2 separate regions of the Mus musculus genome follow, and region 1 is linked to region 2. A link is a loop called in an ENCODE intact Hi-C map of the cell type or tissue named here. Cell type or tissue: heart. All regions are shown on one strand. Each heading gives the region's core, and the rest is flanking DNA. Links, peaks and the distances in the headings are about the cores only. Region 1 has its middle 35 kb from the start of Gm36561. Region 2 has its middle 140 kb from the start of Gm36561.

What was found. Hi-C counts contacts between places; a loop is a spot of excess contacts. Peaks named below come from ENCODE experiments on the same cell type or tissue, not always from the same donor. Only the 100,000 strongest peaks of a DNase experiment are listed, where the experiment ranks them.
Region 1: a loop joins it to region 2, with 2.2 times the contacts of the local background. A loop is called at or near these places in 2 of 42 quality-filtered maps.

What each region holds. Positions count from the first base shown.
Region 1 is chr1:189,061,824-189,078,160 of GRCm38, reverse strand. It overlaps the pseudogene Gm18698. Among named protein-coding and RNA genes, the nearest start is that of Gm36561, 35 kb to the right of the region's middle. In heart, for the core only: no CTCF peak of the experiment used is centred there; a DNase peak (open chromatin) is centred at 10,360; H3K27ac peaks cover 1,431 bases.
Region 2 is chr1:189,167,517-189,183,853 of GRCm38, reverse strand. No RefSeq gene overlaps it. Among named protein-coding and RNA genes, the nearest start is that of Gm36561, 140 kb to the right of the region's middle. In heart, for the core only: no CTCF peak of the experiment used is centred there; a DNase peak (open chromatin) is centred at 5,903.

The DNA of each region.
Region 1 (16,337 bases), core at 9,325-11,824, 110 kb after region 2:
AGTCAGCAAGCATGTCCAGGCAGAACACGCAGAAGGGCACGGTAGCCAAGTTCAGAGCCAGTTTACAGGGTGAGAACTAAGAGAAGCTTTGGAATTCTGCATGATTGCTTCCGTTCTAAGAATGTGGGCGAGGTGTTCACGGCCACACTGTGAAGATCCCTCCCAGCTCTGCTCCTGTGGATAACCACAGGTTTGAATTCCTATCTGAAATCTAGGCTTCAGTTGTGTGGTTCAGAAAACTTGAAGGAAAGCAGAATAGCTGGCCTGTGGATATGTAGGAAGCAGTTTATAGCTTAGAAATAGATATTCTAAAATAGAGATCAAAGCAATTGAATCTGGTTGATATAAAATAGGTACTAAGTCAAGCAAAGCAGGATGTTTGATAGTGAAATTTGGCATATTTTAATGAATATGTTTAACAAATATATTCTTGTTACAAATATTTTATCTATTTTCAATCTATTTATTCATTTTAGTTATCAATTTTTCCTATGTGAGTTTTTTTGATTGAATGGCTGGATTTTCTCTGGTATGTACATGAAAGATTGTCATAATTCTTTTCTAAAAAACTGTTAAAAATCAATATGTGGTACCATATATATTTTTAAATAGATTCTTGTAGTTGTGCGTTTCCATTTATAGAAAGGAAGATGGCATGAGATGGTCCAGATACCACTCTCTGTGTGTTCTATCTTCCTGATGAATCGACACCTTTCCCATGTGGGATTCCTTCCTTTGTCTGCAGTAATATATATTCTCTTAATAGCTGACCTTTAGTACAGCTAAACCAATTCATCTTCCAAAAAGGTATTTTTTCTTTAGTATGAGAGACAGAGACAGAGACAGAGAGTGAGCAAGAGAGAGAGGGAGAGAGAGAGGGAGAGAGAGAGAGAGAGAGAGAGAGAGAGAGAGAGAGAGAGAGAGAGAGAATATGCTATATGTGCATGGGTACCTGAAGAAGCCAAAAAAGGGAAAGAGGGTCTGGATGCCCTGGAACTGGAGTTACAAGTGGTTGTGAGCCTCCTGACATCAGTGGTGGGAGACAAACTTGGCTCCTCTGGAACAGTGCTCTCAATCACTAAACCATCTCTCCAGGCCTGCACTTACTTCTTAATTAAACATCATCTCTTATTCTTAATGGTGCCTTAAAAGAGAGGGTACGGTGCATGGGCTCGGGGGTTTGGGCTGCTGAGAGGAGGTTAAACCAGACCTGTATCACAAGTGGCTACATGAGTTAGATAAAACTCAAGGAAGGAAAAATATCTAAGAGCCATATATATAATATTTATATTATCAAATTAGTAAGCAGAGAGAGGGTATGGGGTCAAGGTGTGGGAGGGAAAGAAAAGGCTCTTGTTAAATACAAAACCGTGGACAAGCAGCAGAGGTTCCTATTTAACATAGCTAACTGGACCTAGCCTCCAGGTCCTCCCAGCATCCTTCAGTCCCTACCTGTTACATACACTGACATACACTTCCCCCCCTCAGCCTTGAACTCTTCAGCCCAGCGGCTGGGCTTCCCTTCCTCCAGAAGGTCCTCCTTATATAACCAGGACATTTTGATTGCCTACGCTCTCTGCCGCTTCTTTTGGCCCCTGGCTGCTATACTTGGCTCTCCTCTCTTCCTTCTCCTCCCCACACAGTTCAAGGTCATGACCAGTCTGGACTTACTTCCCAGATGTGTCTGCCTCTGGCTATGCTCTCCCACATATCTGTAGTCAACTTTCTCCTCCACCACACCTAGAAACAGTCATGTCCTTTCTTTTTCCCTTTCATTTCCTGTTCCCATTCAGCTCTGAAGTATGCAGGGCAGACACAGCTCTTTCCTCAGCTCCCATGACCCCCTGCTTCACAGGAGTGACACGGAGAATGGAATGGGCAGCCAAAGCTGTGGCAAGCTAGTTGATCTGGGAAAGTAAGCACTTAACTGGGATGACCGGGACTAGAAAAGATGGATGTCGAGTATCTGGATAAAATCTCCCTTCAAGAGACTTGTTAAGCATCAAGCTAAGCAAAGGGTCAGACTTAAGGAAGAGTTCTCCAGGGGTCTTGGATTCCAAACATCCCAAGCAGCGTTGTTTGCTTCTCTGTGTTAAAGTCCTACGGTGTGAAGGAGACAACTCGAAGTGCAGAGCCGCTGAAGTGCCAAGAAGAGGTCTTTGCATCTCTACCCACAGGCGGGCAAATGGTGTCCTCCATCCCTCCTCCCTCCCCTCATCTCCTGAACTTTCATTTTCCCTCCAGGAAGAACTCACTGCTTTGGCTTTTTCTAGCACGTGACTGTGGACGACGTATCCCCGTATCCCCGGCAAGGTTCTCTGTTTCCTGCGGGACTTCTCTGTAACTCTGGAGGAATGTATTCTCGGGCGGCAGTCATTTGTTTTAGACTTTAAAACTACTTTTCCTTTGATAGCGGAGGCTGCATTCTTTATCTTTTATTTTATTCTTCAAACAATGAATCTTTGCTTTTCTTTGGGTTGCACTTACAAATTCCTTTGTTAATTATATAAAAGCATCAGTACTGCAATGTGCCTGGTGTGATTTTTCATTTCTTTTATTCTCTATGGGAATTACAGAGCTTTGTGAACATTCTTGACATCTATAATCAGATTTAGAATATTTTTAGCCGGTTTCTCATCAAATGTGATGTCTCCTCCTCTCCAGTGTTTGTAGAGTTTTGTTTATATTCGATTACGTGTGTTAGAACCTCTTGCCTTGTCTCTTAGTGTTTCTCTTGTTGTATGCATGTGATATTTCTTATAGACTTAATTTCTAGAGGCTGGAGAGATGGCTTAGTGGTTAAAAGTGCTTACTACTACTGTAGAGGACCTGGGTTGGTTCTTAGCATTCAAATCGGGTGGGTCAAAGCTACCTATGATTCTAGTTCTAAGGGATCCAATATCCTCTGGCCTCTGCAGGCACCTGGCCCCACATGATGTAGATAAACTCACATAGGCATGCATGCATGCATGCATGCATACACATACACACATACACACACATACATACATACTTACAATTTTTAAACATTCTTTTTTAAAAAGCAAAGAAACACATTTTAATTCTGCTTTTAAAAGAGAACATTTTGATAATATGCATGAAAACTGTAACGCTGCTGATACCTACTCATCGCCATGGTTAGCGATATATGGCCCAACTGAGAAGTTTCAAATCAATGGGAGAATCTGAATAAGACAGGGGAGAAAGGGCGGACAGCACCTGGGGTGACTGGGGAGGTACTCTCCATATACACATTCACAAACACGTGCACCAAACACATGCAAATATATACATGCATAAACACGTATGCAGACATAAAAGAGGAATAATTCAGTTAGGGTGACTGTTGACTTGGTGTGGAGATTGTGACACTAAGCTAGTCAGTAGGTAACAAAGCTTCTACCCCTGAACTTTCCATAACTTTCTTTGGATAACAGGAAGTGAGGGTATACTGCAAGAGGAAAAAAAAAATCAACTTACAATTTTCATGATAAAAAAATCTGCATATGAAAGAAATTGAAACACGCAGTAAGAATACACAGAAGGAACAGATGGCGTGTGGTGCACACACAGCTAAGGCACTGAATGATGTTATCTGCACAGTTTACAGATCGCTGTGGCCTCTGTCATCTCCTCTGGCCCCAGCAGCAAACCTCTGAGCAAGGAGCCATCTTCAACAGCAGTGAAGCCATTATTGGGGGAAATCAAAAGCTTTCGGGATTTGGGTTCAAATTCTGTTCTTCTCAGGCATTCATTTAGTCTCGCAATATGTAATGTCTGTTTCTCATTGCCAGGAACTAACGGTGAGAATTAATAATGGTAGGGAATAAAACTGAAATGGTCCCCGTGATGGTGATATCAGCAGCCATCCTAACAGGGTCTAGATTCACTTAGAAGGAAAACCTCTGGGCATGTCTGTGAAGAACCTAAAGATGGAGTTATCTGAGGTAGGAAGACCCACCCTAAATATGAGTTGGCACCACCCCATTGGCTAGTCTCCAGTGCTGTACAGGAAGGAGAAAATGAGCTGCCCATCAGCATTCATTAAACTCTGGTCCCTGACTGTGAATCCATGTGATCACACACCTCAATCTCTTACAGTGACTCCTTCCCCTCCATCATGGACTGTACCCTCAAATGGTGAACCACAATAGACCCTTTCTCAAACCGTGGACCGCATAGACTCTTCCTCAAACAGTGAACTACAATGGACCCTTCCTCTCTTAAGTTGCTTCTATTGGGCATTTTTGTCAAAGAAATTGGAAACATAACTAATGTAGTCACTATAAGGAGAGCTTCTGTCAAAAGGACCTGAGACAATCAGCTTACAAAAACCAAGGTTAATGTAGCTGTTAGTATTCTCATGCTAATTAATCCCCCCTCCCCCCCTCACACACACACACACACACACACACACACACACACACACACACACACACAAACTGTTTGCAGTGTCCTGACCCCAGTTGGTTCTGATTGGTAATTAAAGAGGCCAACAGCCAATGGCTGGGCAAGGATGCAGAGGCGGGACTTTAGGATTCCTGGGCAAGGGACACAGGAAAGGGAAGAAAAGAGAGAGAGCCACCATGCTGGGGAAGGAAGAGAGACCCTCGCCAGAGAAGATTCTTTACAGTGATATAACTGCCATGTAGGAGGGGGGAAAAGTGGTCCCAAGAGCCCCCACACACACACACACACACTATATGCTGCTTAAGGCATATCCAAATATAAAGGTTGTGTGTGTGCATATGTGTATTTCACTTGGGAACCCAGAACATTGGGGCGGGTAGTAAGGAACTTGTGCCACTGCCACTGAGATCAATTTGAGTACTGTTAATTGGGTTCTGCTACAGATTTATTCTAGTTCCCACTGTTGTGGTTACAGTCTACGATTGAGTAGTCCTGTTGCTTTGAGCTTCAGGGACATCCCTCTCGTTATCTAAAGATTCCCCTTGGGCTACTCCTCCTAAAGAGTCTACTACCTTGCCCCTGCATCAGTGCCATCTTGGGGAAGGTCCTTTAACACAGAGACCTTTGGATGACAATCAAGAACCAAACCAGAACATCTGCCTTGCATCTTGTATGTCGTGAAAGATTTCAGAGAACAAATGAAGTAACCATGATGCACAGCAATTGAGTCTGTGGTGTAAAAAAAACATGGGGCCCAGAAAAAATGACCAGCATGAAGCTCAAAGTGGGAAGAGGGAAACGTGATCAAAAAAGTGTTTCCAGAAGAAGAAACCTCTAATGTGGATGGAATAAAAACAAGAGCTGGGAAAGCATGACCTGCCTGAGAGGTGGGAAGGCCATCAAGGGGGGGGGGAGGAATAGAATGTGGCTGTCCAGTGGCCATTGGTGAGGCTAGGCTCCTCAATGCCTACTGCACCTTTAACAATAATTGAGCTGCCAGTTGTGAGTATCCAAAGGCCTTCCAGCAGTGCTGATGGTAGGAGATGCTATTGATGCATGCAGTTGTCAAGGGTGATTTGTGTAACTTCACTTCATAGGCTTACTGAGGAGAATGCTCTGGTGGTGCACGCAGATCTAGCAGCCTTCCTTCCATACATAGTTGTGTTGAATTATCAGAGATTTTACGTGAGTCCCAGAGATTGTTGATGGGCAAGTTTATACCCTGAAAGATCAGGAAAAGCCCAAAGATGAACTCTCAGTTGTTCTGTAGAGTGTAGCATGTTTTAGAGCACTGTCTCAAACAGCCAAAGGAGATCAGGAGTTTAGCCTGATTCAATTATAAGCACTAAAAACAGGCAAACAAACAAACAAAAATACTAGCCAACAAATCTGCTAATCAACTGACCAAACAACCAGCCAAACAACCAAACAACCAGCCAACCAACGAACTATCCAACCAACCAACCAACCAACCAACCAACCAACCAACCAACCAGCCAGCCAGCCAGCCAACCAACCAACCAACCAGAAGATAACCAACAGGGATAACCAAGTCCTTCTAGGAAGCAGTACAAAGCTGAACTGGAACACAGATCTGTGAGCTTTAAAGGGAAGCCGAGGTTGAATCATGGAATGCTTCCAGACTATCTTTCCTAAGTGAGTGTTCAGGCTACACACCACCAGCCTGACCTTTCAAGTACTTATTTAGAGTCCAGGGAAAACTGTCCACCCCCAGTCAAGGACCTGTGCTTGACATGTAGACCCTGTCTTAAAGGCACAAAACAGAGAAAAGTTTGGTTGGTTTTTTTTTTTCCAGTCATGCCACCCTCTTGGGGGAAATGTACTCTGAGAAAAGAAAATGGTCCCTTCCTGGAGCAGCTCTGGAAATGTGTAATATCAGACCACACGAGTCACTTTAGCCTCAGTTTCACCAAAGTCGAAACTTACCAGGAACGTGAGCAAGCCAGGAAACACGAAAGCTCTTCGAGATCCTGGTCATTGTCTTTGCCTCTTGCCCAACCCCTCCATCACTCAACGATGCTCCGACTGCCTTCAGGGAACTCCACAAACCTCTTCTACTCTTCTCCAGCTTCCCAACATGTATGCTGATGCCTCCACCTCATCTTTCCATCCCATTCCATTCCAGAAGCTTCCTTTAAGTTACTTCTGCCCTCTGCTGAGAATGCATGCATTCTTAGGTGTGTGTGTGGGGGGGGGCATGGTGTATATGACCAAATACATTAGACCTTGTAAATCCATATTCTTTGGGTGGTTTTTAATACACCCAGATGATCACCATTCTCCAAAACTATGGCCGGCCCTCATACCAGTGACTTCCTATCTCTGGTGTCTGTACAGAGTCTGCTCACACTTTCCATGAACTCAGGCTGCACAGGAAAGGATAAGCCACTTGACTGTAAGATATTGAAGGGCACTTGAGGCTGGGTTTCACACTGGTGAAGTTATACTAGTCTGTTGTTTAAACTACCTACCCCTCAGTTACTTAGTGTTGTGAACCTAATGTGATAGATTAACTTCTATATAACCACCAGTTGGTGGGTGGTTAATTCTTCAACTTTTTTTTTTTTTTTTTTTTTTTGGTTTTTCAAGACAGGGTTTCTCTGTATAGCCCTGGCTGTCCTGGAACTCACTTTGTAGACTAGGCTGGCCTCGAACTCAGAAATCCGCCTGACTCTGCCTCCCAAGTGCTAGGATTAAAGAATTGTTCAACTTTTTAAATCCTGTTAAAAACCCTTTCATGGTCCACTAAGCAGCATTCGTTGGCAAGTGCAATGTGAGACCCATTACCAGGAAGTAAGTTAAATTCTGCCACAGTGGTGACAAAATCAGTCCCCTGTCTCTCCCCAGTCACATTATCCCAATGCAAAGGCAGCAGAGACCTCCAATGGGTCAGGTCTGAAGGCAGGTCTGAATGCTACTGCCTGCACAGCACTGGTAAATTCACCTCTGGATCATGGTTAATCTGCCTCTTAAAAAGAAAGTGTAATGTTGGTGGCTGCTTTCAGAACTCCAGGTGGGGTCACTAAGTATCTGCATATGGTCCAAAAAGAGCTCACTGCATAATTAGGAGAGAACATGGCTTGTTTCTTCTGTCAGTCCTGGGACTAGAGCTTGAGGTTCTCTCTATCCCTGCCTTGAACAAACCCCAATCCATTCCAAAGCCATCTCCCATGTCCGTCCATCCCTTCTTGATGCCATGGGTCGTGAAAGCGTGTTACCGGGCACAGGTTCAGAATCGCAGTGTCTCTGTACTTCTAAGGCATTAGGGAATAAAACTTGGCCAGAGAACATGGTTTGTTCTTGCTTGAACCAGGAAGTGAAAGAGCTGCTTCCCTCACCATTTTCTTCTGCGTGGCAGAGCACTTGTTTAGCTCCTGTAGGGCCCTGGGTTCGGTCCCCTGCGCTGGAAACAGAGCAAAAGGCAGGCGGCAGGTATACGTCAGGCTGTGGGAAGTCTCTGAGGGGAGGTTAGCTCGTCTCCTGGTTCAGAGGCTTCAGCTCTTTTTTCTTTTTCTTTTTTGGTTTTTTGGTTTTTCGAGACAGGGTTTCTCTGTGTAGCCCCGGCTGTCCTGGAACTCACTTTGTAGACCAGGCTGGCCTCGAACTCAGAAATCTGCCTGCCTCTGCCTCCCGAGTGCTGGGATTAAAGGCATGCGCCACCACGCCCGGCTCGGCTTCAGCTCTTCCAGCGGACATTTTAGTTCTTTGCAGTCCCTTGTTTGAGGCTTCCTGTCCTTGCCTGTGTAGAAATTTCCAACCATAAGTCTATTTTTGTTGCTACTTCATAACTGTAATTTTGCTACTGAGCAGTGCCTCAGTTACTAAGACTGTTGGAAATATATGCTTTCTTTTGTTTATTAGATATTTTCTTTATTTAAATTTCAAATGTTATCCCCTTTCCTGGTTTCCCCTCTGAAAACCCCCTCTCCCCTCCTCCCTCCCCCTGCTCACCAACCCACCCACTTTCTGATAGTCACAACCCACAGGTTGAGAACCACTGCGTGAGACCTTTCCCCTGACTCTTCTATGGCCTGACTTTTTATAACCTTATTCTTTGCTTCTCTATGATGTATTTCCTTCACTTGGATTATATTTAAGTATTTCTTATTTCAAAAGGCTAAACAAATACAAAAAAAAAAAACCTTCCCTGTGATTCTAGAGTTCTTCCTTGTATCCAATACTCTTTTGTGATTACAAAGGCGAGTCTAATATTGCCTCTAGGCCAAGATACACATAAGCTGAATAAGTTGGAATTCATACCTGGAAGTGTTTGTGGGAAATCCCTCTTCCCATGTTCAGTGCATCACACTGTGAGCCAGTTCCTTCTCTCATACAGAAGAGATAATAAATATCTGCTTCTAGCTCAAGGAAGCCTCACAGAGCTCTGACTGTCTCCCGTGGAGTCCATATCAGGGGACAATGGAGAGTAAGGTTCAGGGGACAATGGAGAGTAAGACTCTGGGGTATTGGCTTCTGTTGCTTCTGCTCACACCTGGTGGTCACATGACCCTAACCTAACAGTAAGAACAAAGAAGGCTGAAAATGTATCTGGGGTGTGTTTCTCTCAGGAAGACAGAACTATGAGGAATGTGCGACGCTGATGTAAGGCAGTGTGGCTTATATTATCATTTCAAACAGCGTTTATTTTTGCTACTATTCTTAAGACACAGCATGCTTCTGCACACACGCAGACATCGCTATCTTCTCTGGTTCCTAAGCACAGAGCAATGGGCAGACATTCTGCAAAGGTTTGAGTCACCATTTGATTCATCGGTTAAATGACTGAGTACTTATTCACTGAGTGAGTGAATGAATGAATGGTTGATTATCTATCATAGTTAAAGTCAGGTACTACTGGCTAACACTAGCATCTCCCAAATGAATGCTTCTGATGGGAGATACTTCTTTATAGGCTCCTAATCCTTCTACCTTTCTCTGGGATACTCACCGTCTTTCATTTTAGACTATTGTTTCAAGTAGTTTCACATAACAAGCCACCACCAACAAGGTAGGCATCATATCTCCTTCCAGAATGTTTACACGCACCACCTTGTAAAGTGGACAAACAGCTCTAAAGCCAAGAGCTAGCTTGTCTTCCATTGGACATAATGAGGATTGCGTCTCACTCAAGAGCAAACCAAAGCATTCTTGCTGCTCCCTCTTAAGATCCACCGACCAAAGCTTACAATTCCTCTCCTTTGGTGCAAGTGTTATTGAGAAATAATTTTGTGGTCTCACTATGAAAAACCTACAGACCAAGTTCCAACAGTGGTCCCTGCTTTTGCTGACACAATTGGCCTTCACCTCTGGGCCAGCATTCTTGCCTTCCTCTGGGCCCCGTGACGTCAGCTATAAATAGAGTGCAACCTCAGGGCCTTCACATTCCTTCACCACTCCCTGCACAAAATAGTTTGTCCTGCTTCTCAGTTAGGGCCCTCATCTAACTTTTTCTGGGTTTGCTCCACAGGGCCTTCATATCCAAAGATAAAATTCAGCCTCCAAAAAAAGAATGGTTTGCAAATCTCTGCTAGTTTTGATCCCATTTCTCAGATAAGTATACAAGCAGTTTCCTATATTTATTTATTCCATGCCCCCACAAATCATGTTGTTAATGATAATAAAACTTATCATACTGATGATAATTCTACATTTTTATGATGGGAGTCAAAAGCTGTTGCTATCATTATTTTTCCCCAACCAGAAGTTCAGAGACTCCTATTCTCAAAAGCCCAGAAGGTATTTTTAGCTGGCATTGTGAGTAGAGTGATCTAACATATGAGACGTTCTGCTGGTAGGTAGTATTCCAAGCAGTTTGGGATGTTTCAGAATGTCCTTCTGCCTCCTCTTTGTTCCAGAGAAGCCAAGGATCCGCTGGAGTGCAGGTGTGTCTGGATCCCGTTTCCTTGAAGGGGAACAGGCCTGGGCCAGAAGCCAGTGGCAGCACTTTTTCCAATTATCTAAAGGAATGAGCCGATGGAATGGTAGAACATTTGAGAAGCCAGATCAAAGCGATGCATTAATGCATGGGTTTGTCCCGCTCCGGCTTCGCTTATCCACCTACCAGTTTGTCTTTTGCTAAGAATCGCCCACTGGGGCACCCAACAATCAAGAGGGGCGAGGACATATTTATGAAGACACAAATGAGTTTTCCATCAGAATACATCTGTGCAGACTTCATCTCTGAAATTCTCTATCTTCCTCCTTCCACTCCAAATCTCTCAGCATCACGTAGAATTATTCCTTGGAAGGAAGATCATAGTGTCTTAACGGAGATGGAAGGCTACAAGCTCTGACTGATGGTCCCACACACAGCAGGGCGGGGCAAATGAACTGAATTTTCTCCGCTGCTGCCAAACATGGCTGGGGGCACTGTGACTTCTGCTGGCTGCGTCTTTATAATAGAGAAATGATTTCCTTCCACTTAATGGAAGATGTTTAATGGATTCATCTATTTGTTAATTTCCAGCAAGGACGATGTTGTTTTCCTGAAGGAAATTCAATCAAATCAGCTATTAAAACCTAGTGCTTTGGATATCGTAGAAAAACATTTTCTCTTTTCGTTTCAAATAAGAAGTGTGAATGTGTACTATCAAACAAAAAAGACACAAAAGGGAGTAGCCAGTTTAATTTTCCAGAGATTAGGTTTTGAAAATGTAGCTTTCTTTTTAAAGGCAAAAACAAAAACATGTTTCTGTCAACATCTTTTGTTGCTTCACGTCACCAGAAAATGAACAGGCATTTACAATACTCAAATTGTGGAGACAGGCTTTTCAGACTCAGTAAGAAATTATACATATGCAGCCTCAGATGCACGCGGCTGCTCAGCCACAGGGAGCCTCTGCCTTCCTGCGGGGGTGGGGGTGGGGGTGACAGGGGGGTTGGCGGGGGGGGGGGGGGGTTGGGGGGGGGGGTTGGTCCAGGCTCTCAGCAAGCCCAGCTCCTCTCTGGTTCTAGAAGATAATCAGGGTTTTGATGTGACTCAAGGTTGCAGCTTGAGAAAGGATGGCAAAATTCTGTGAAGAAGTTCAAACACAAATCTCTCATAAAATTTAATGCGAGAGCACTGGGCGAGCCTCCCCACTCCTGCTGTTGCCAGCTTTGCACACTGATTCAGTGTGACAGATGTGCATGGGATACAGAGTGTGATGTGGACAGAGGATAAGATCTTCAGTCTTTCTCTAAAGCTCAAAAGATATTATTACTTGGTTTACCCCCCCCCCAGCCCAGTTTGGATTTTCTGGGGTTCTTTCTTCCCTTTACAACTGCTGTTTAGTATGTATTATTTGGGTGGTTATTGTTTATTTCATCTATTTATTTATTCATTCACTTATTTGCTTATTTACTTTGGAAACAGATCTCACTATATGGCCCTGGCTGGACTAGAACCTGCAATTTAGCCCAGGCTGATGGCGAACACAGAGATGCTCCTGCCTCTGTAGACCATCACACATGGCTCATTGCTTATTTCTGTATATTTAGTATAGAAGGACTGAAACATGTAAAAAATACCAGAAAGAAAACCCCAATTGAATACATGTAGGCTTAATAACAATCATTAAATCTCTAAGCAATTGTTCAGGGGCTGGGGCCTCAAACTCCAGACACTGCAAACCTCACCACAGATCACTTCCTGACTCATCCAGTCATCTGCATTTTGGGCTGTTTGCTCCCCAGCACACTCCCAACACACAGCTTCCGAGGAAAAGTTCAGCCCTCCCTGTGTAGGGAAAGTCATTCAAGCTGTGTGGCCCTCCAGGACTCCAACGCTGCCCTTCAGCACTGATCTGCCCGAGGTGAAGACTCCAGGCTCCTCCTGACTGGTGGCTTGAGCCAGTCATCTTCCATCCATATTAAGATTGCTTTCTGTCCAGAGATTTGTCATAAGTTTGCCTCTTATGGTGACTAGAGTTCAAGATCTTGCCTGTGTCTCTAATTCCTTCTTTGTCACCATGGACAGACAGGTACAAACACAGAGCTGTCCCAACTCCATGCCCCACTGTGAGTTTGGCTCTAAACAGACGGTGGTGCCAGACATGAGAGGTGAGCAGGTGGCTGGGCTCTCTGCTCTTGGATAGAGATCAAGTGGAGCTTGTCTTGGCCATGAGATTTTCATCCTCTGCCAACCTTAGGAGGCATCTCTCAAGTATCTGCCCACTGTAGCTTCACTGCTCCCTCGTTACTCACCAGCTCCTTTGCTGGGTCAAAAACCAGGAGTTTTTCCTTAGCACCCAAGCCTAGCACATCAGTTTGGATCAGCACTGTCTACAGCATTTCCCTATGACTGGGCATGCTCCACAAGACCCAGGTCACAATGGATTTGACTATTGATGCTCTAGTCAAAGTGGCAAGGAAATAGAATCAGCCTAGATGTCCATCAGCAGACGAATGGATAAAGAAAATGTAGGACATAGACACGTAATGGAATTCAACCATAAAAATTAATGAAATTTCCAGGAAAATGGACTGAGTGGAAGGAAAGAGAGCGGGGAGGGAGGGGAAAGGAAGGAAGGAAGGAGGGCCAAAAGGAAGAAGTTGGGAAGAGAAGGATAGGGTAAAAAAGGAAATGTTAGGTTAGGAAAGGGAAGGGAAAGGAGGGTGGGAAGAAAGGGGAAGGGTGGGGAGAGAAGGAAGAAATTCAGGTAGGCAGCAGGCAGGTGGCAGGCAGGTGGCAGGCAGGTGGCAGGCAGCCTTCTACTTAGGCAGCCCAGCTTTAAGCATAATCAACCTCTGACAAAAGATGTGATTCGCTTCTGACTTCACCGCTGTCTCCCAGACTTCTTCAGTTACCCAAGGCAGCCTTTCCGTGGTAACACTTTTCTGGCCTTCACTTATCCTTACAAACTAGCTGTAGCAAAGGCTGCTCCTCCCTATGACAGGTCTCCTTTGGATCAGTTCCCCTTACCCTGGCAAAGCTGCTGTGCCAAGGAAGGAGCAGACAGGAGGAAGCAGGAGCAAGCCCTGGTTGGTACCATCTGCCACTCCGATGCCACTGATTAAACAGCACTCTGTGCTCTCCCAGCCTTTGAGAGCAAGGGGATAATGTTTTAGCCTAAGAGCAATGCAGAATTCACCTGTCCAGCCAGAAACTCACCTGCAGAATAGGGGCTTTTCTTTAAAAACTAGGACTGCCTTTGTCTCCCAGCAATGCGCAGCAGCAGTAGCAGCAGCAATGTGTGTCCATAGCTGACTTTGGGCATGTTCATACATCACTGCTGTGTGAGAGACAAGACCTTCACCCTGTAGTAACACAATCAAAAGACCATTGCATGTAAAAACAGCTTTAATACAGGATCCCATAGAAACAGCATCACTGTGGAGAGGTGAAGGCACTGACCCCAGCCTCAAGGGTATATTTATAAAAAAAAACATACAAAAATGTTATCTTACAAATATAGCACATTAGATCATAGCTCAACTTTCTGCTTATTGGTGAGTCCCTAGGTATCTTTAGCTGGCTATTGTTTCACCATATGTCTGAATGCTGCAGACTCATTCCAGATGACTATCCTGCCACCATGTTGTCTAAGCCCTTATATGGCCTCTGTGGTCTGAGTGTGGAGATCCAAGGCTTACTGATATCAGGTGTCTTCCTCTATTACCTTATTTACTGAGAGGCAGGGTCTCTCAGTCAAACCCAGAGCTCACTGATCAGGCTAGTCTTGTGAGACAGATTGCTTGATGGATGCTGTTTCTGCCTTCTAAGTGGTGGAATTATACACGAGCCACTACACCTGCCTGGCATTTCTGTAGCTTCTAGACATCAGAATTCTACCAGCCATAGGATGTGGGGAGCATGGGGGAAGGAAAGAACAGAGCAGATGGGAAATTTGTGTGAAAATGACTTGATGAAATGATTCCTTCCTGTGATTAATTAAAAAATAATGAAAGAAGTAGCCGCTCACTGAGATGACCCCACTGTAAAACTGGGAGAGAGCCAAACCTACCAGATGCACTGGCCATGGCAGAGAATCCTGTCACCCAGGAGGCAGAGTGATTCCTCTCCAGTATGAAAGCTCAACCTCCCATTCAAAGTTGCTGCAATAGGTAAACATGAATGATAAGAATTCAGATGTCCAGGGGCTGGAGAGGGGCTCAGTGGTTGAGAGCTTGCTGCTTTTGTAGAGGACCCGGGTTCCGTCCCAGCAGCCACACAGCAGCACACAACCATCTGCAAGTCTTTTTTCCAAAGGTCCCAATACTCTCTGGCCTCTGAGGGTACCATTGCTGTGCCAGGAAGCATTTGTGAACCCCCAAAAGACCACCAATTAGCTGTCTCTAGTGTAATAGCATTAGAGTCTCTTTACTACAAGCTCAAGCTCGGGCTCTCCTCCAACCCAACCCTGACACAGCAGGACAGGAAGGGAAGGCAGAGCAGCCTCGAACCCTCAGCAGGACAAGGTTTTATAGGGACCGGGAGTAAGTGAGGCGGTGCCCAGCCTGGCAAGCATCTGACTGAGTGTCTGCTGTAAGCTGATAGGTGGGTGCTCTGAAGCAAGAGCGTGAACAATCACAAAGGGTCTGGAAGTGTATCACAAACAATCAGACTAATCTTGATTGACTGTTGCTAAGAAGTAGCCAGGGAGTAATTCTGGAATATGGGCCAAGGACAAGCCATGGGGTCCCTTCCTGGTACTTGGGTGCAGCTTGGGTTCTGCTGCAGGTCAAGGTCTCTGGCTTTTTTTTCTTTAAGATGGATGGAGGCTGATCCCAAGATGGAGTACGTTTGATCTCTCACCATACACACATGGTGCACATCCATATCTGCAGGCCAAGCCTTCATGCACATACAATGAATTTCTTTAAAAGTTAAAAGTACATATGGAAAACTTATCAATGATCTCAACAGAGATGAAAATAAACAGATTAATGAAGTCACGAACTATATCCCAGACCCAAGGGGAAGCTAGCAGCATGGCGGGGAAGCTGGAGCTCCAGGGAGAAGCCAGCAGCATGGCCATGGTGGGGAAGCTGGAGGTCCAGGGAGAAGCCAGCAGCATGGCTATGGTAGGGAAGCTGGAGACCCTGGAAAAAGCTAACAGCATAGCAGGGAAGCTGGAGACCCAGGGAGAAGCCAGCAACATAGCAGGAATGCCAGCAAAGTAGATGAGGGATGGCAACATTTCAATTAGGAAACTGAAATTTTGATAAACTAGGAGTCAACTAACTCTCTAAACTGTTCTCTGACCTCCACATGCATGCATGTGCTATCATGCATAGGTCTGTAATAGAATGTGCACACATGTACACACACACATGCACACACACACAAAGAACCAGTGAAAAGAAGGCAGCCAACCTCACTTGTCATGAAGAAAATGGAATTGGAGGCGAGATGTCCCTTTCATAAGCAAAATAATTAGAAAAGGGTTATACTGCTGTCCCCAAAGAGGAGAAAACCTACCCCAAATAGCTGGAAATAAACATTGCAGCCAGCTCCATACCCAAATACCGTTGGGAGAGAGCTGGTCTCCCAGGAGCACTGACTCACCTGTGAGGACAGTGTGACTTCTGCTCAAATTCCTGGCCCAAGAGGGACCCATCCTGAACCATCAGGACACAGGAACCAAGGAACAGCCAGGGACAGAAACCTTCTAGTTTCTCTTTGTGCCCCGAGCTGACCAGGTGCCACAGATGTCCATATTCAAATTCCTCCTGGAGAGAAATGGTCTCCTGGGAGTTCTAACACACAGGTTTGCAGGAAGGGCAAGCCACAGTCAGAGACAGCAAGACCAGCTAACACCAGAGATAACCATATGGGGAGAGGCAAGGGGAAGAACATAAGCAACAGAAACCAAGGCTGCTTGGCATCATCAGAACCCAGTTCTCCCACCACAGTGAGACCAGAATACCCCAGTACACCAGAAAAGTAAGACTCTGACTTAAAATCACATCTCATGGTGATGATA
Region 2 (16,337 bases), core at 4,653-7,152:
CCAGACCTCTGTGGGGCACTCACCCCAAGGACTAAAGACAGGGCAGAGTTCTGAGGGAAAAAAGGCAAAGGCTCAGTGCTGGCCCTGTAGGGAAGCAAGCACGACACCAGCACTCCTTGCCCTGAATCAGTGCTAAGGAAACAGCACCTGTCTGGTTAATGATTGCTTTCTCGTGCCTGGGCTTGTGCATACATACTCATACAAGGTAGATATGTTTGCATACTGTAAAAATTCCAGCAACGGGGAGGCTGAGGCAGGGGGAATGACAAGTTTTAGGTACCTGGGATATATAATGAGCTTCATGGAAGCCAGTACAAAATAGGAAGGCTCTCTGTCAAAAAGACACATAAGCAAACACACAGAGATTATATCCAAAAAAGCCACTGCCATAGAAGCCACAATATTATTCATTTCATAATTTCAAATTATTCTCCTAGATCCACAAACACTGTGCCCAAGCTGAGCATTTAGCCTAAATGGGGAACAGCACCAATTTCTGAATCTTTCAAGAGATGACACTAAATTCTGCCGTGGATTTTATCAGAGACAAAGACAGGGATGCAGCTGTGTAGCTAGGACACTAGTCTTATGAAATACTTAGAACACGGGACAAGCTATCTCAGCGTTTCCAATTGACTAGAGCTTTGAAACATTCTCTAACCTGTTCTCAATAGACCCTCGTTTCTATTGGTGGAGTGTAGAGTAGGATTGTAGGAATCTGGCAGCTTAGAGGGGCCAGGTGCCTCTGAAGCATGCTGAGGTCCCCCCACATCCAGGGCACATCTCTGATAAATTAATTTGAGTTTCTTTGTGAGAAATTTAAAAGGTTTCCTGGAAGAATAGACAACTGGTCTAGGGCAGTCGCCTCCCTCCAGAGTCTGAAACTTCATTTGAAAGCCTCAGTTCATGAATTCACATAGGTTGGGAACCTCAGTGAGAAGCCATTACTCCCCCAACCCCCCACCACTATAGTAGCCTTAAGCCTTTTTAGAGGAAATTTCATTTTAGCTGACTATTGATTCATCCCTAGGTAATATTTATCAATTAGCAATTACCCAAGGACTATGAAGTATAAGCAATTCTGCCTTAAAAAAATGGAAACTTCTAATACATACAACAAATTGGATTAAACTGGAGAATATACCAACAGAAATAAACCGAACACAAAAATATACCATCTAATCCATACTAGACTCTTTTAAAAAATCTAAATTCATAGAAATAGAGTGACATTGGGTTCCTAGGAGCTTGTGGGGCATGGGAGGGGGTTGGGTGATTAATGTTGGTCAAAGAAAGCTGACCTTAAGTTATGAGTAAGCTCAGGAATCATATGATATGAATTTTTATTATAAGAGATTAAGGAGCAAATAAAGGACTGGAGAGATGGCTCAGTGGTAAAGAGGCCTGCTGTGCAAGCTTGACAACCTGAGCTTCATGCCTAGAGCCCACATGGTAGAAAGAGAACCAACTTCACACACACGCACACGCACACACACACACACACTTTTTAAATCACCTACGGTATTGGAAAGCATACTTCTTAGTTTGGGGGTATTTTTAGAGACAGTTGGCTTATGAACATTCCAACATAATCAATGGATCAATCCTTTGATGGATTCATAACATCGGGGTATTACTGGGAGGGGGCAAAGAGTAGGAGATGGGCCTGTGCAAGTAGTGTCCTACACTGAACTCTACTGCATGGGTTGCTTACTTGCTTACCTGCTTGCTTGCTTACTTCTTACCTGCTTGCTTGCTTACCTGCTTACCTGCTTGCTTGCTTACTTGCCTGCCAGCTGTGAAATGATCAGCTTTCCTCTGTGACACAATGTTCTGCCCAAGCATCTGGAGCCAAGCTACCATAAGCAAAACCATCTACAGCTGTGAGCCAAAACAAATTTTCCTTCCTCAAACTGTTCGTGTCAGGTGTTTAGCAACAGCCACCACAAGAAACTACTGTACAGGTTGGTGACACTACGGCAGATAATGATATGTGGTGTACTTGAGGTTTTATAATTAATGGTACTCAAGCATTCCCACCCCACACATTACAATCTAAACCTTGAGTTGACAGATAATCTATCCTGATTGTGGAGAGAACCAACGTTTTCCCTTGATAGATATTTCAAAACACTATCTTGAATACTCTAAATATATAGATCAGTCAACTACAACTTAATAAAGTCATAAAATATTTAAGTCATCATCAACAGCAAAGAGACAGGGAAGATTCTGTTCTGATCGCTAAGAGATCACTGATAGCTTTGCAGTGCTTGAGTCAGGGGGTTCTCAACCTCATGCCTGGCTCATACATAGGAAGGGAGCCTCCATGATGCATTACAAAGGCATGGCTACTTTTTTAAGTGACTGTGCTTCTTAGCAACTCAATAGAGGGTTGTTTTTTTCTGAGCCCTTCCCATGGCTACACCTGGTGAACAAGCTCAAAGTTTAGGTATGATATGATCCGTTGACAGTCTGACTTCCCTCAATCTGTGTTATTTCTTCTGTTTCATCTCATCCTCAGTGCCGTCCTGCTATTTTCAGACCTTTCAAATGCCAGCTTCCTTCAAAGACAACAACTATCTTCCAGTTGAAACAAGTCATGTTCCAGCTGTAGTGGTTTAAATGAGAGTGGATCCCATAGGCTCATGTGTTTGAGTGCTTAGTCACCAAGGAATGGGACTGACTGAGAATGATTAGAAGGCTTAGGAGGTGTGGCCTGTTGGAGGTGCTGTGGCCCTGTGCTTGTGTCTACATCAGACCTCCTCCTTCACCTCTGTTGGAGATACAGCTCTGCCTCTGGTTCCTCTAGCTATGTGCACTGTTCAAGGTAGGGGCAGCTCCAGATAGCATCACACCCCTCCCAGTACACGGCATCTCTCAGTATAGATTAGTATAGTATAGTATAGTCTTCCATTACTAAAGTTTTCTCTATTATTTAGAGTGTTTTTAAATCACATTTTTCTTTGTCACATACATGTACCGGAACAGCTGGACCATCATCTGTAGGATCATGTGTTCATTATTGTCACATGGACATAAACATTATTGTGACTACAGAAGTTGTTAAATAACTTAGGAAAAGTAGGCACACACACACACATATATATATATGTGTGTGTGTGTGTGTGTGTGTGTGTGTATGCTTACACATGTGAGGGGTAACTGTATACAGGTGACCACATGTGTGTGCTTGTGTGTGAGGTAAGAGGTTGACACCATCCTCCTCAGTCACAACCATGCTCTATATTATCTGTTAAGGCAAGCTCTCATCTGAGCTCACAGCTCACAGCTTCAGCTGGTCTAGCCAGCTACTTTGCCTCAGTAATCCCTTGTCTCCATCTCCCTGACTGTGAGATTATACACACTGCCATGGCTGCCCAGGTTTTATATGGTGCTGGGGATCCAAACTCTGGTCCCCCCATTTGTGTTGCAAAAGCTTTTATTCACTGGGCCAAATTTAATGAGAAAGAAGTAAAACCCCAAAGATCTTTGTTTTTGAAACTTCTGCAGTCAAGGTACAGAAACATCATAAAAATACAATGTAGTTCTGAAACTTCCATTTCCCGTGAGTCTCCTGGGGGAAATACACTGTGAAACGAACTGCCCAGAATCAGACAAGGAGTGAGTGTGTTGAACCAACTCAGTGCAGCATAAGAAGCCCACCCCACCCCTGAATTCAATTCTTCTGATGTATTATTCCATACTAGTCTGGATAAATGCCTTTCTGCCCCTGGCCCCCAATCTCAGGTGACCACTGTCAATTTGCCTAATGCAGTTTTTGAAGTTTGCTTAAGCCACTTGTTTGAATTAGGAATCATGGGCCATTCTTTTTTCACTCAGTGAGCCTGTTCAATACTCTCCTTAGAGGCAGGCCATAGAGCTGATGACAGCTCAGATGGTGGCATGCTGCCTGCAGGGCACAGAGCCCTGGTGTCCACCCTCAGCACCACGTGCACCAGGTGTGACAGTGCCTAACATAATTCCAGAACTTGAGAGGTGAACTGAGAGGATTAGAGGGTCAAGGTTATCTCCAGCTACATTCAAATCTGAGGCTGTCCTAGGATATGTGAGACACTCTCCCTCTGAAACATGCTATACACAGATACCAGGAACATAGATATACATACAGACATATACATGTATGTGTACATGTGTGTGTGTGTGTGTGTGTGTGTGTGTGTGTGTGTATGTGTGTATTTTTGAAAAGGGGCAGTCCATTATGGAGATTGACAGAACAAGACTGATTTAAATTATAAGTCAGGGTGAGGTGGTCAGAGGTGAGAGGGTAGCATGAACAGTGGTGTCTTTGTATGCTTACCCAGTGGAAGGTAAAGTTTTCTATAAGAAGTTTCTATGTTTCGTGGAAATATAGAAATGTATACAGGTGTTATTGTTACTTGGGTAATTGTGGTTGGCCCAAATTTTCAGCTCTTATACCAATCAAGTTTCGCATCTGTTTCTAAACCTTAAATTGTGCTGTTTTTTTTTTTTGTTTTCTGGTGTTTTGTTTTGTTTTGTATTTTTCCTTCAGGAGCTCAGGTTAATGTGCATTTCAGCCATTCGTATGTAAATGAGAGGCTCTTTCAAAAGTCACTGGGCGTTGGCCTTTGCTCATCTTCCACTTGCCAACAACAGGAACAGGAAGGGATGTTTGGTCTTCTGATGGCGTTGCATGGAGAGAGTGAGTCTCAGTGGGTTTCATAATGTCGGGACAGAGAAGGAGTGAATGCCTGCACAGGCTAAATGCCACAAATGCTCTAAGCAAAGGAAGGTGCTGGAAGATCCTGACTATTCAGACAAAGGTTCTTGTTCTTCAGTGTGTATGTACATGTAGGTGGGTATGTGTGTGTTGGGTGGGTAATGTATACAGGTATACACACATGTCAATGCATGTGCATATGTGTGTTTACATGTGTATATGTATGTTCATATGTAGGGAATGAGTATGTACAGATGCATGCATGTGTGCATGCTTATGTGTGCTTTGGGGGTGTGTGGGTAAGTATACACAGGTACAGAAACATGTGTGCATGATATATGTGCATGTATATATGTATGTTTGCACAGGCTGGGGGAGGGTAACTGTATACAGGTGACCACATGTGTGTGCTTGTGTGTGGAGGTAAGAGATTGACACTGTCCTCCTCAATCATGACCATGATCTATATTATATTTTAAGATAAACGCTCATCTGAGCTCACGGCTCACTGCTTCAGCTGGTCTAGCCATCTACCTTGTCTCAGGAGTCCCTTGTCTCCATCTATCTTGCTCTGAGAACATGGACACACTCATACCTCTCCTGTCCAGGTTTTATGTGGTGCTGCGGATCCAAACTCTGGTCCTTCCATTTGTATTGCAAGAGCTTTTATTCACTGTGCCGTCTATTGAACCTCTGGGTTCTTTTGGAAGTACAGCTCATCCTGATCTACAGAAGCACTAGAAGAGAATTCTCAGATTTCCTTAAAGACAGCATCAGCCATTTAGTACAGACAAACTAAATTTAATGCTATATATAACATTTAGCTCCATTGGACCCCAAACCCTGGGTTTGTAGTGTAATGCTGAGTATCCCCACTGTTTGCTGGTCCACAGAACTAAACAGTCCCCAAGGCAACACCTTTAGACTCTCCTAGACTTCTCTGTGTTTTATTTACCCACATCTCTCATGGTTGGCAGCTCCTACCACCATTCCACACATCCATAGAAACATTAGAAATGCCCACAGTGTGATTCTTGCCCCTGATCAAAATTCCATTCAAATTAAAACCAGGGGTGTAGACTTTTTCCTAACCAAAATTAACTTTGCAACTGTGTTATCCAGATGTAGGATGTCTTTGACAGTTGTTTATGGAGTGTACACAAGTCCAGCTTTGGGAAACAGACACTTGCTTTGGCGGGTGATTGCCAGTGTGCTTGGGTAGATGTTTCTGCAATGCTTCCTGGAAATCTGGACATCAGATTGACTCATAGGATAAATTTGTTTGGTTCTTGGCCAATCATTGTCCTGCTAATCACTCCCTTCCCCCTCCCCCACCATTATTTCTCACATCTTGAATTTTTATTGTGCTCAACTAAGACACAGCCATTGTCCAGGGTAGTATTGTGGCATTTCAAGTTACATAGCCTAAGAATGAGGTGTTTGAGGGAGTTAATTACAAGTCTTTGCATGGTTCTGAAGTTCCATGATCACCTTATAGGAAAGAGGAGAAATGTATGTCTTCCATGGTTGCTCTTGCACTGATGTGTTTGTAGACCACATCAAAAGTCATTTAACGTCTTCTTGTTATTTATTTAGTTTATGCCTTCAGTGACGTATAATAAATTAATAATCACATAGGACTCCATTTTCCCTTAATCCAGCTTTGCAAAGTCAGACTGAGTCTGTGTCACATGAAGAGGATTCTAAGAGTGTGATGAGTGGAGATGTTACTATATTGGTGTTTTGTTTAATTTCCTGTGTCTTAGATGGAATAGCCATTACAAAGTATCATATGAAGAGTGGCTGGAAGAGCATAATAATTTTCCCTCCTGGCTCTGGAAGATAGAGATTCAAGAGCAAGCTGTCAGCAGACCGTTTCCTTATGACAGCTGTCTTCATGTCTTACAGATGTCTGTTACCCTGTTTGACTGAGGCCTGCAAAGTGACTCGGAACAGGACAACTTGCCTGCCACCTTTCTGTCTCTCCTTGTAGTGGCAAGAACCCCGTAACAAGGGCCCCATCTCCCACAGCTTTCATGGTCAGGCCTAAGGTTTCATCGTATGAGTTCAGTTGAGGGAGTGACTGAGGTCAGAACAGCCTGCTCCGTCACTGTGTAAGAACCAATGTTTTCTTCCCAGCTTGCACATGTAGTTCAGACATGCTCTCTAGGTATGAGAGCCTTCTGGTGACTCGGTATGTCTTATCTATGGATATGAACGCCTCAGCTATGAGCTATGTTGTCTCATGAGGCAACTCTCTCCCTTTTGGGAATATCTGCACCGAGTCTCAGATTCTGCCACCTCTTTGAAACTCCCTTCACGCCCAGTTCTCACTGATTCGATCTTCCCTAGGGATGTGAGCATGCCAGAGCTTTGCTGGGGTCTGAATGGCGTCTGGAGTAAATATGAGTTGATCTAATATGGTAGTTACTATCCTTTAAAATCACTCATGCAGAAAAAGAAATCACTGTAATTTCAACCAAATCAATTAGTTGATTCGGTAATTTTATTTTCTGCTAACATGCCTTCTCCCAACCCCCACATATTAAATGATCTCTTTTACCATAAACTATTTTTGCTATATTTAGAAATGTAACTCAAAATAAAACTTAGAATATTCTGTTAGCAAGGTTGTGTCCTCAGTCCTGTGACCCACATATTTAGTTACAAAAATTCCTTGGTGTTTAAACATGTGTCTCCTCTTAGATCAGATGTGCTGTCAGTGTGCTTGGTACCTGAGCAACAGCAGCAGGGTGGGCAAAAACATCGGGTGGTACGGATGGCTCATAGGTGAAGAGTGCTTTCTGCCAGGCCTGAGAACCTGGGTTTGGTTCCTAGGATCCTTGTGATACAAGGAGAGAATTAAGTCCCTCAGGTTGCTCTCTGACCAGCTCTGCCCCCCTAAAACCTGAGTAAACCAGAAACTTTGGAGTGGTGCTTTAATAATGGTGGTGGTGGTGGTGGTGGTGATGATGATGATGATAAATGAGTTTTAACAATCCTTCCCTGATTTTTCCAATGAATTCTAAGACCAGAACAGCATGGTTCTGGAATGTGAGCTTCACAGAGGCTCTTGTTCATCAACAAATTTCTGACACCTTGAATAAGTGTTGTACTTTCAATAGTCACTGGAGAAATGAACAAACGCATATTTTGTCAGCACATTGCAGAAAGAACTTAGGAATGGATCCTGTAAATTTACAAAGACAAGAAGCGAGAGCACCAGCAGCTCTTTCCAATGAGAATACTCGCATGCAAGGGTAGTTTGGTGGATAGAGAAAGGATGAACGGCATGGTAAAACAGCATTTCAAAGACAGAGAAACACTCCTTTTTTCGAACCTGGGCTGCAGGATGGTGGGGCGCACCTGGGCTACAGGATGGTGGAGTATACCTGGCTTCCTCAGGGAAGTCCAATGTAGGTAATATGTGGATTTAGCTTCTAGACAGCACTCAGGGCTGGAGATATGATTCAGCTGCTAAGAGCACCTACTGCTCTTCCAGAGGATGAGAGTTCAGTTCCAAGCTCCCATGTCAGGAGGCTCACAACCACCTTTATAACTCCAGCTCTGAAGGGATGGAACCCAACACCTTCTGCTTCAGCTGGTGCTTGCACTCACACGTGCAAACTTAGAGACATACGTACACATGCAATTAAAAATAAACATTAAAACAAACAAGAGGTAGATATGACATGCAGAAAGAAAAGACAGCAGAAAGAGAGCAATGCAGGGTGCACGGTCCAACAAGGGGCCCCAGCGCATTGACCTTAATTGCGACTGTGATCCAGTTCTAAGTCTGTGGGACTACAAGAGCTGAATTCACAGAGGAGGGCCTAGACAGAAATATCCTGGAAGTGTATGAGGAGCGCCCAGGCCGCGCCCTTGCTAGTGCTCTGGCCTTTCAGGAGGTAGCCTTCTTAAGACGGAAGGATCCAGACTGTGAAAGACTGGCACCGAATGCTCTCCCGCCATGTCAGTACCTCCTATCGGTAATTCCCACCTCTCCACTTTCAGGGCATCTTTTGTGAATCTCCTAAGTTTATGTTAGCCCTCAGGTACCTCTACCCTTTTCTTTTTCTAGTCCTAGTAGAAGACATTGTGTTTTCTGCAGTAGTTTCCCAGCCCCAGTGTCATTCTTTTCTCTGCATTTCATGGAAGTTGTTAGGCAGATGGGGTCAGATAAGCTGGCTTCATCAGTGTAGGTTCAATCTTCGTTCCAATCTAAGTGTCCGATAGGAGGTGCTTTGTTTTCCTAGAAGATAAAGTAGGCAGGTGCCTCTCTGTGCTTTATGTGAGCAACCATATGTGACTGTTGCTAAATATAGAAGTTCTTATGAAGTATAAGATTCGGCAGAAAATGCAAGGATTTTCTGGAACCTAAATTATTGCAGGGAGCTTTGAAAGATTCAGCGGTCATTTATCCCTTCGGACATATCTTAAGTGTTTCTTGAATAAATTATTTAAGAAGAACAATTTATGAAAATAATGTGAGTAACATGCTGTTGGCTGTATGAATCTTTATGTCACGGATCATAATTTCATATGCAGTAGAAATCGTCACATAGATTTTTTTGCCTTAAATATATTGTTTCTTAGATATTTTGTTCTTTTTATATCATCAATTATTCTTGTTTTCCTAAATCCTATCATGAACATAACAAGGGTACAGATAATAAATGTTTGTATTTGGCTAAGTGCACACTTTTCGGCTCTTGTGCTGCTCAGAAACAAAGGTTTTGAGGCAAACACACTCGCCCCCTCTTCATGGTTACATTGTTGTGCCTGCTCACAGACAAACCGTAGTTAGCATGATAAGCCCTGGAAAAACCAAAGCTATTGTTTCTTCCTTGTGTGAGAAGTGGCCAGGGTTTCTAAGCTTAAGGAAGGCAATAAATCAAACAAATGAGTGCCAGAGTTTCATTGGGAAGAGATTTCGTTAAAAGAGAGCAATGTGGCCTTGTTCCACTCCAATATTGGCCCTTCTCCCCGACCAGGGTTCGGTTAGCAAAAGATGAAGGAGAAAATATGGTAGTCAGGTTATCCCATGCCCTTTCAGAGAGGTCTCTTCACTTACTGTAACCTTCTCAATCCTGTTTCTGTTAAACAAAACAAAAACAAACAAAACCACAGTTTGGTTCCACGAGGTGTGAAAGAAGGAGAAGTTCTCTCTGGAGAAATCAAGCCAATTAAACATCATAAATGACCAAGTCAGGTAAAGGTCCAAGTAAGAGTCCCCATGCTAGACTGTCCAGATGGATGCATAATGCAGCCTATATGCCAGGGAAAACCACAGCTGTTTATAAACGCGTCTGATGACAGATGTTCGTTTCCAACAGAGACCCTCTCCAATGAACCAATGAGACTGTTTAATTGAAGTTTAACATGAAAGCAGCTGAAATTTAATAATAGAACAGAGCTTTAAAGGACTCTGAGCGCTCTCTTCGCATGCACCCTCACTCTCCAAATGTATTTTTACTGTATATTAGCTGGAGTTAATTATCACCAGATGTGCGAGTATGAATTCCACATACTTGGTCTCACCATCATCTTTGCATCCCATGTGGCAGAGAACTTTCCACTCGAAATTGAATTGCCCCTATGTATGTATATATGTGAGCAGATAAGAGAAACTGGTATAGATACAGAACTCAATAGGGCTCTGGATCATATCCGTATTTCCAAGAAATAACTGATACCCACAGGATGCTTTCTATGTTTGATTTCTTTTGAAAATAATAAAATCCTCTTATCCATTTGCAGAAGCTGGGCCACATGGTTTTTTTCCCCCTTGGAATTCACAAAATTCTTCACAACCTAGAGCTGTTCTGATGTGACAAATGAGGACTCTATTTCACGAAGCCTTAGCCCTGTCCTGCACATAAATCCCATGGGGGCCGTCAGATCTCAGCTGGAAGCAGGATGTTCTAGAGCTGACAGGACATCTGAAGAGTCTTTGATCCAGACCTCTCATTCCTGGCCAGATAAACTCTAAGAGATACAAGGCCGATGTAGCTGTGCAAACAGTTTGTGCAGTGTGGTCTCTGTGCTGCTTTTACTAGAGCAGCTTTCACACCTGGACAATACATTTATTCATTTAAAAGCCATATTCATGTGGTTTCATGTAATTTAACAGGAGAAGCCATTTGTAGACTAGAAGGAAAATAATAAGCTATCACTTTATAGAGATATAAAGATGGATATACTCTACTCTGAAACAAGTCTGCAAATGTACCCTACTCTGAGATGAGTCTTCATTGAGTTGTCAGTGTTGACCTCCATGCCACAGGCTTCCAGGTTCCTATTTGCTAAGCTACCTTATTGTGCACATTGCTAACCTCCTACCTTGAAAATGTTCCCATTATTTTTCTGCTCATTGAAAAATATCTTCTCCATAAACTTCAATCAACTGGTGATAAACGTCGCAAGGGAGCTACATGTCCGGTAATCACAGACACATTGTCTGGAGAGCACACATGTGAGACAGCAGTCATTTGAACCGAGGTTCTCCAAGTCACACGGAGTTACAGCTGACTCCCTTAAACAGTAGATGTTTGCCACAGATCATCAAACCATGAGCAAATACCCCCACACGCTGGAGGCTTTCAGTTCTGAATTGCCCCAGTTTGCCTTTTAGTAAACTATATTTCCAATGGGCTCAGACATAAAGATGAGAAAATGCCTTCACAAGTTTTTGTGGGCTGCTGACAGTTGACTTCTCTGGGTTTCTTTTGCTCCATAGCATAGCTGCTCTCTTTAATCTCTTCACCAAAGCACTTAGGGATCGTTTCTTCTTGATTTCCTATAAATTTGATAGTTAAGCTAAATCATTGATTATTGTTCTTCTTTGGGTTGCCCAAAACCAACATTATTACCATCGTTACTACAATGTTCACACTACATGTGTACTTCTGGGTTTTATTGTGCTTGGAGTGAATGCCTGTCCTTGTGAGCGACCTGTCTTCCCTCACCCCTTTGGCTTATCTCTGCTATGAGATCCAGGTCCAGCCATGTTGGCTTTAGACTCTTACCATAACGCTAGAGCTTCTGGGTAACTGGATTGGTTTGTGGACAAAAGACACTCAATTTGAGGAGTTCTGCCTAACACAGGACATAGCACATATAGAAGAATCTACACATGGAAGCCATTGCCATAGTTAGCACTGGGATTACCGACCAACAAGAAGGCAGATTGTTATCAACAGTCTGCCACAGTTCAGACAACTTTATTGTGCTTGAAGTCCTACACATCCAGTGATAATGGTGTTTCTTCCCACTAGAGCATTGACATTTCTTGTAGTCTCCCCTCCCCCAGCCTGAAACCTGCTTGCTCAGGGGTGGAGCTTGCTGGCTCAATCGTTCTGCCATGCCCACTGCTGGAACCTGTCGCTTTGCTGTTCAGAGTCATGCACGTGGTCACCCTGCTATTGAACTCCAAGATTAATTGGCGGAAATCGGGCCCCTTCCCCTGCTTTATAACTGTGTACGAAACAGTAAAATTGAGCTTTGATCAGAATGCCTGTCTTAGCTACATTTCTTTCTCTTGCCACCTAGCCCCTCTTCTCTTCTAGGTTTCCAAAATGCCTTTCCAGGCTAGAACCCAGGCTGTGATCTGCTGGCCGGACACAACAATTTCTAGTTTCACCTTGAAGTCATTTCCTCCAGAAAGCCCCTTGAGGGTGTTTGCTGCTTTGATGACTTCTAGACACTAAAACACACTCCAACTGGAAGACTGAACATTTCTTCCCCAGTCATCTTGATGTTTTGTCAACAGGATGTCAAACATCTGGATACTTGAGATGCCTACAGATGAATGACTAGATCTTTCACTTTCAAGTGTCATGGTTTCTGGCACCATGGGAACACGCACCGAGTTTGTTTACACAGGAACTCTAAGCCACTTACAGAGGAGTAACTGAATGTCTATCCTCATGATCTGCCTGACCGAAAAGAGGAAGAGGACATCTGTGGTTGGTTATGTCTCTGCTTTGTACCCAGAAAAGACTGTCCAAGGTTAGAAGTGATAGCAAGAGATTAGATCAAATGTAAAAGGTGAGAGAGCCTAGATCTGGAAAAGCCTTTGGAATTATGCTATGAAATTTAGAGACCCATTAGGTAGCTAATGTGTTTACACTTGATTCTGAAACCACTCACTCTGGACATAGATGAGCACCTTGATTGGAGGCAGGGTCACTAATGGTAGTAAGTAGACAATAAAGGTCTACTACAGTAACCCAGGAGAGAATCCAGTGAGTGTTGTCAATGCCAATGGAGAAATGATCACTTTGTAACAGTGTTCAGAAACATAATTAGAAAGCAGGTCTACAAAGGACAGAGAAGCAACTGGAAACAGAAGACAGTGTAGAGAAAAATAATGACCATATTGAACTATGTGAGATGTAAGGACCTGGTCATTAGCAATGACTGTGAGAACAGAAGAGGACATGTATGTGAGAGCCAGAAGAAGGACGATGCTTTGGACTTCACAAAGTCTTCTGTGAGGATCAAAGAGAAAAGAATTCCCGGGACTATGGCACGTTGAGTCAGGGTAACTGAGACAGTGCTGCTAACCAAAGAGAGAAAGATGTAAGGAGCTTGACTCCAGCAAATCACACCAGCTCTTATGAGGTGGTGGCACCTAGAAGCAGGCAGGGGAGATGTTTGCCAAGTGGATTTAACACACAGAGCTGGACCTTAGCTGTGAGGCTGCACAGCAAAGTGAATGCAAATGTGAAGGAAAGGAGAGTATGGGAAGCTCACTATACTCCAGAAGAGAGATGCTGAGAGAAATCAGGAGAACAGAAAATTCCCAAGAAAAGGGGGAGCGGCCAGTGCCGCAGGACCTGTGTCTCTGAGGTCCTGTGTCTATGCCACCATATGCCCCCAGGCACAGGAAACGTTAGAACTTCTTGTATACCTGACATGCTGACTTGTGAATGCAGAGAAGATGTGAGTGAGCGAGTTTACTCTCTCAAATATGCACATTTTCAAAAAATACCAGGCTGGCTCTGGATCCTGAAAAAAATAATCTTGAATATTAATTAGATTATCCCCAGTTCTCCACGTCTCTTTCTAGTTGTGATCTGTTCTTTACCTTACTGCTTCCTCTAGTTCCTCTGTTCATTGACTTCCTTTATTTGCTTTTGTTTGGTTAGGTCGTTTGTGCGTGTTTACCCTGGGAATGTAAGCAATACATTATTTCAATTGTTTTTCCCTGACCAGTAACAACCGCCACTCCAGAATACTATCTGGAGCTCTGGCTTTTTTTTCCACTAAAGTGAAAGAAATTGTCTCTTAAGACCACGGACCTAGTTTTAAACCTTACTGTGTCTGGCAAGATATTATCAACAACTACTGCCTGCCTCTGACTTCTGAATTCCGGTGGTCCAGGCTCTTCTGATGCCTTTTGCATTCAGGGTTGACACTATAATCATATTTTCTCATCCAGGTCCCAGCAGACAAGTAATGTTCAAGACCTCAGAGTGAATTAGAGGAGACGTGGAAAAGATAATTGGGTTGGTGGCGACTAAATGGCTTTTAAAGGCACCAAGGTGTTGACGGGGGAGAAGGATCCCAGTGAGTTAAGCAAGACTCAGGTCACCCAGGAAATCGCCCTTACTCATTTGCAGCTTTTCACTTTCTAATTTGATAATTTAAGAAAAGATTCTAGAGCTGGGCGTGGTGGCACATGCCTTTAATCCCAGCACTCCGGAGGCAGAGGCAGGCAGATTTCTGAGTTCGAGGCCAGCCTGGTCTACAAAGTGAGTTCCAGGACAGCCAGGGCTATACAGAGAAACCCTGTCTCGGAAAAAAGAAGAAGAAGAAGAAGGAGAAGGAGGAGGAGGAGGAGGAGGAGGAGGAGGAGGAGGAGGAGGAGGAGGAGAAGAAGAAGAAGAAGAAGAAAAAGAAGAAGAAGAAGAAGAAGAAGAAGAAGAAGAAGAAGAAGAAGAAGAAGAAGAAGAAGAAGAAGAAGAAGAAGAAGAAGAAGAAAAGATTCTAGAATGCAAATTTTAAATTGAGACATTTGACCCATTGCTAGCTGTGTCCTTGTACCTGTTGCATGGCCAGGATGAAAGTATCATTCAAAATCTCAGCTTGGGGAAAAAAAAAGTCTGATCCTGAGTTTGTGACTTTCCTATGTCTCTTAGTCAACTACTTCTTAGAAAGGGATTCTTGTTGATATAAAATCTTCACCAGCTGTTTCCATTCACTCTTATGTTGAAATCACCAACAAGATGAGAATCGAACACAGAACTGAGAAAATAAAACACATTAGTGGTTGTGTCCAGAAAACACAAATGTAATGTTGCCTTTCCCTGGTAGAAGCACAGAAATATCCTTGCAAGCCAGGAAGGGCAAATCTGAGAGCAAAGTCTCCCCTCTACCTTGTCCACTACTGCACATTTTCCTGGTGTCCTAGAGGGTGGGAACTTGATTCTCGGGTAAAATCCAACTCAATTCTATGGAGTGTGAGGATCCCCCTCACCCAGAATACTCAGAATATGATGGGGGGGGCTGTCTTTGAAATTTTAAGTTCTCTTTGAGTACTTAAAAACATAGAGTTGTTTTGTAAATAGCCAAAGATTGGAAAGTCCCACAGGACCACTGCCCAAGTTGATAGCATGTACAATAAGTAAAAACTAGTGAGTGTGTGTTTGGAGCGTGACGTGAGTCTTGTTGCACAGTGTGGGTGGTTGCCGCAGTAGATGCCATTTGTGATAGACCCCACATGCTGCTCTTCTTTCTCCCTTGAAGTCATAGCTCAGGTTTTGCTCTAACATCTATACTTTATTCACAGGACTCACCACATCTACGTTCCTTTCTCACTGCTGTGAATGCATTTATGGGAGAGTGTATAACCCGGATCTGACCAGAGAGAAACAAAAGAGGTTGGGCTAATGAGATAGATTTTACAGCTCTTCTTTTTGCTTCTGGACATTGTTGGCTCTAGACATGGCTCCTTTTTCATGCATGAGGATGTTTGGTCTGGAGTCCAATCTGGCACATACTCTAGCGGATAAGAGAGGTGTTGAACTGTTGAGACACGTGGTCTGGAAGCACACTTTTCTTGGGGGAGGCAATTTTTGGAGTGCCATGTTTTCCCTTATGAACATTGTGTTTGTTTTTAGAAAGGGTATCACTATTTAGCCCAGGTTGGCCAACAATTTGAGCTCCTTCTCTTTCAACCTCCTGAGTAGGTATGTGACCATGCGTGGGACACAGGACAAAAACCCAGGCTTGGATAATCCTAGCCAATTTGTCCTGACAAAGACTTAATTCTAAAGCCCTTTACTGTATCGCTGACTGAAAGAATGCCTCTGTTAGCATCCTTGAAATCATCCTTGAGGCTGATGCAGATGAGTCCCTCTCTTTGGTCTACAGCACCACACCCGTATCACATCCTAGATCTCATTTCCTGACACTGTTGGCCTTGCTTTCTTGGCCGCACCGTTGAGGCTCCTCTGAAGAGGTCGAATGGGCTTTGACATTCAGTGTCACAGTGTCACTCCACACACTCCCTCTCTCAGCCCGAATGTGCTTCTGTCAAATCCTGGTTTGGCTGTCATCTCATCTGTCACTATCCTCCCTACTATTTGCTTTGACTTACATTATTTTATATCTTCATTTAAAAAGAATT